Regions from separate parts of the Homo sapiens genome. Here region 2 is linked to region 1. A link is an interaction called in ENCODE POLR2A ChIA-PET data of the cell type or tissue named here. Cell type or tissue: MCF 10A. All regions are shown on one strand.

Region 1 (2,500 bases):
AGTGACCTGGGGCCTGGCACAGGAAGCTCTGGCCAACAGAGGCCATGGTGACCAGCCAGGCCAACCCGATTTCCTTAGACATCAGAAGTCCCGGAAATGTAGAGTGAATCAGTCTGCTGGTAGCCAAGGCTAAAGCTGAGAGAATACACAAAGAGAGGCCATGGAGGCAGGGTGGGGCCTTAAGAGTCCATGTGCGATTTAAGGGGTGAATCAGTGGACATTACCAATAAGCAGAAACCAGGAAGTAGAGAATAGATGCTCAGAGCAGAAAATAAATCATTGGTTGGTAGTGGTAGGAATCACAAAGGGAAGAAACGTGAAGGGCTAGATCACCCTAATATTGGCCACCAACACATGCCCATGTGGTTTTATCAGTCAGGGTGCCAGCAGGAAACACATGGCACCCTCAAAAGAGTGATGGCAGAGAGTTGGATGAAGGAACTGTTTGCCAGTGGCAACACAGGGTTAAGGAAACCAAAAAGGGACGGTGAAGCACCTGAAGGTTAGTGATCGTAAGAAGCCCTTAGCATCCATAGGTTTAAAGACACAAAAAGAGGAGTTTGTTCCTGGAACCTGGTGAGACTTATGGTAAAAGCAAAGGGCCACCCAACAGGAGCTGGGGTTTTTGGTAGAAAAACACAATGACTGGACCAGGCGTGGTGGCTCAGGCCTATAATCCCAGCACTTTGGGAGGCCGAGGCGGGTGGATCACTTGAGGCCAGGAGTTTGAGACCAGCCTGGCCAACATGGCGAAACCCCGTCTCTACTAAAATTACAAAAAATTAGCCAGGCATAGTGGTGTGCGCCTGTAATCCCAGCTACTCGGGAGGCTGAGGCAGGAGAATTGCTTGAACCCAGGAAGTGGAGGCTGCAGTGAGCCGAGATCGTGCCACTGTACTCCAGCCTGGGTGACAGAGTGAGACTCTGTCTCAAAAAAGAAAAACACAATGACTGGCAGCATGTGGCCTTGCAGAGAAGAAGCCGGAAGAATAAATACTTCAGCCTGTCTCTTCTGTTGCCCTTGGATCACCTCTCAGTGCCTTCCATTGGCCAAACCCAACCAGAACCTTGAGAGCAAGAGAGCTTGGTTGATGTAGTCTATTCAAGTCAACCTCTCAGGTCACAGAGTCAGGGGAAGAAAAGTGGAGAATAGACTCACCAGGGCACAGGAAAACTGTCCAGAACAGTGGTAGAGGTGTCAAGATAATCCAGAGTCCAGTGCTGTGTAGAAAACTCTCAGTTCCTGTAGGCTGAGCTATGTGGTTGCTTGGGGGTTCCCGTAGGATTTATTTCCCATGTTTTCACATGGGAATGTGTATATATGTAACACATAACATTGCATAAAGATGCTTTCTTTCTGAGTCTTGGTTCCTTTAAATCAAGAGTGCGATGACGTAAAAACGTTAAGCAATTTCCTCCACACTGGAAGTAGGACAGCCTGGAACCAAAGCTGCAATAGCCAGGGTCTAGAGCCATGCTCTTTTCACTTGACTACAGTGGAGGTACAAATGTGATATCAGCCCCATGATAAAGTATAGAAGCTGCCGGCGCCTACGGCCATACCATTCTGGATGCGTCTCAGAAGCTAAGCAGGGTCAGACCTGGCTGGTACTTGGATGGGAGTATATCAGCCACTGGGTGCTGTGGTGCATGCTTGTGGTCACAGCTGCTCAGGACCCCGAGGTGGGAGGATTGCTTGAGTCCAGGAGTTTGATCAAATCCAGCCTGGGCAACATAGCAAGACCCTATCTCTTAAGGGAAAAAAAAAGTGTAGAAGCCCTTGACCATCAAGTTATTTTGTAGGAAATCACTGGATCACTTTTAGAATGTGGTGACATGTGCAAACAAAAAAAGTACATTTTAGGAAGATCCCATTGGTAGAATGCAGATCAGATTGGAGGAGGGGATGTGGGCATGTAAGTTTGCAATTGTGATGAGATTTTGCTTGAGGATCTGAATTAGGAGGCTGATGGCGCACATGTAAAGGGGGAGGCACTGTTCACTTGTTATGTGCCAGTTACTGCTGCAGGGACCAAGGATGTAGCCGAGAACCAAACAGATGCCTGCTCTTCTGGAGCTTATGCCATTTGAAGCTCTAAGAATAGATGAGTTCTCCAAGGGAAAGACCATAGAGAAGCAAAAAGTAAGCCTGAAGCATGCCTGTGAGCAAAGAGGGGGAAGTGAAGAAAAGAGCCAGTGGAACAGCTTGCAGAGAACCAGGAAGGGCAACCAATAAGGGAGCATGTCATGCAGGCCAAGCGAGAGAAGACGGCTTCAAGAAGGGGACCAAAAACAGGGCTGATGGCTGCAGAGGATGAATGAAGACAAGACCAAGAAGAGGGCCTGGAATTGACATACAGGAGGTCATTCGGAAGCTTGATCAGAGCAACTCAGTGCAGCGGATGGATGCTAAACTGAGAGGTCAGTAGGAACCATTATAGTTGGGACTTACAATAGAAGTGCTGTCTAGGGAAGAGAGTTGGACGCCCAGCATGCAGGA
Region 2 (2,500 bases), 130 kb before region 1:
AAAAATTTTATATAGACATACATATTCTAAGAATCTATTGTGGGATAAAGACAATGAGGAAATCAACGCGTGCCCCTCCTTAGGAAAATTCAAGAGCACACATGGATAGGTTAGGGTGACTCTTTTCACCTTCTGGTCTTCTTTAATGCTTCTCCTCTGGTATGAGTCAAGCAGCTAGAATAGGAAAGCTTTATCAGCAAACAAAACCTCTTAGGAAGGTACTGCTTCAAATAGTTCATGTGCATTCCTCTTAAATGAAAGTTAAAAAAAAAAAAAAAAAAAAAAGCTATCCACCTCTGCAAATAAACATTTTGGCAAAACAAATAAAAAACAAAATGTCACCACCTAAAGCTGAAAAGACTAACAAGCATGATGTAACTCAATTATATCCACAAACAAATCAGAATTGCACTTACAGTTTCTGTAATTAATCTTTAGACTACACATTAATTAAAAAGCATGTTCATTGTCTATATAACATTCAGCTTAAGAAAACTTTAAAATGTGTATTTTTATTGGTGGAACAACCAGACTGTTAACCCAGTCTCAACACAAGACCAGTGCTGCAGAGCTGACAGCTAAAGCTTCTCATCAATAAGACAAAATGAAAGAGCTCTATAATCCTAAACTCGATCCTCTGCACTGCAGAGGGAGTTAGGCAAAAGCAATGTCTTACTGTGCTCTTTTGGTTTCAAAACTAATGCCAAAATAATATAAAACCTAAGAGAAAGAAAATATTCATTAGAAACTTAAACCAACAAATATGTCATTTAAAAAACACTTGAAAGACAATAGCTAGAAAGCAGTAAAAATGCAATCTGTGTTTTTAAAAACTATTTGGGGTGTTTGAAGGAATACAATATACCTATGCAATCCATAAATCTCCAAAGCAAAAACAGCTGAAGGTGTCACCATGACTGGTCTCTCCTACACCAAACACTTCACTTAATCATAGTCTTGGTATTTAGAATTAAAGTGGGCACTTCTTACAGTGAGCAGTGAAAATTCACCTTGGCTAGTTAGTAAAGCAAATAAAACACTGCAATTTATACAGTATAACTGTCCTACTTAGAAACATCATGCATAAAAACTGGATTTAGACAGACAGAGCCTTTTATTTAGGACCTGTGTGAACTCGGCCAAAGCACATAACCCCTCGGAGCATCAGTTTCCTCTTCTACAAATGAGGATATGGATCTCAACTTCGCAGGATTATTGGGAGGATTAGCTATGGTATACACAGAGCAACCAACATAATGCTAGAAACGAGTGTAACTGCTGTCATTGTCACCATCAACAGAAGTGAGCAATTCATGGCATAATGACATGATGTGCAAATAAGTGTCAAGTCATGACATATGTCCACATCAAAATACATTGTAATAAATGAATTCATCCAAGAACTCTTGTAATGTATGAAAACTGGTTTAATCTGGGTGGCAAAAAGAAAAACAGCTACTTGCAGTATTTCTCTTTTTCACTTAGAGAATAGCATTTTCAAGTAACTTTTGTTTCTCCATGTCATTCAGCTCCTCTAAACTATTTCAACCAAATTAGGAATATTAATAAAACACTCTGAGCCAGATGGATGGTCAAAATAAAACTTCAGGCCTGTACTTGGCAGCATGTGAAATATAAACAAGCCATCTGAATGCCAACAAAGTACCATGCCAGTCTACCTGAAACTTCAGCTTCAGTTCACCATACAACATTTAACTAAAAGAAAAGTCTATTTTTAACCTCCACAATGGTGTTCTTGGGATATTTATCCAAGCCCTCAATTCTTTTTTTTTTTTTTTTTGAGAAGGAGTCTCGCTCTGTTGCCCAGGCTGGAGTGCTGTGGCGCAATCTCGGCTCACTACAAGCTCTGCCTCCCGGGTTCACGCCATTCTCCTGCCTCAGCCTCCGGAGTAGCTGGGACTACAGGCGCCCGCCACCACGCCCAGCTAATTTTTTTGTATTTTTTTTTTTTTTTTAGAAGAGACAGGGTTTCACCATGTTAGCCAGGATGGTCTCGATCTCCTGACCTTGTGATCCACCCGCCTCAGCCTCCCAAAGCGCTGGGATTACAGGTGTGAGCCATTGCGCCCAGCCTCCAATTCCTCAATTCTTTAGAGGCAACTTTAAATACAAAGCTACACCCTGTACAAGCCTGTAATACCAGCTATTAGGGAGGCTAAGGCAGGGAGACAGCTTGAGCTCAGGAGTTCGAGTCCAACCTGGGCAACACAGAAAGACCCTGTCTCTACAAAATAAATAAACTTTAAAAGTTATTTTATTGAAAAATAAAATAACTACACCCTCCTCTCTATAATGCTCCCACGAACATTAGGTTTGAATGTCGTAACAGCTATCTGTAAACTGGAACATGAAATTGTCTAGGGAAAAAAAAACACTGAACGAGTTTAAAAAAAAACAATAAAAATTCATCATTTAGAAAAATAACCTAGTGTTCATATTTAAGGAAAACACAGGAAATTAGGTTTTTTACTTTCAAATT

Evidence for each region. ChIA-PET counts read pairs that join two places held together with the same protein. Peaks named below come from ENCODE experiments on the same cell type or tissue, not always from the same donor. Only the 100,000 strongest peaks of a DNase experiment are listed, where the experiment ranks them.
Region 2: POLR2A ChIA-PET joins it to region 1 with 8 read pairs; 2 of 35 experiments call an interaction of 5 or more read pairs at or near these places.

Annotation. Positions count from the first base shown.
Region 1 is chr1:13,622,334-13,624,833 of GRCh38, reverse strand. It overlaps the pseudogene RNA5SP41. Among named protein-coding and RNA genes, the nearest start is that of PDPN, 40 kb to the right of the region's middle. In MCF 10A, no CTCF peak of the experiment used is centred here; a DNase peak (open chromatin) is centred at 1,373.
Region 2 is chr1:13,755,564-13,758,063 of GRCh38, reverse strand. All of the region lies in intron 6 of PRDM2 (PR/SET domain 2), which reads right to left. Among named protein-coding and RNA genes, the nearest start is that of PRDM2, 57 kb to the right of the region's middle. In MCF 10A, no CTCF peak of the experiment used is centred here; no DNase peak of the experiment used is centred here.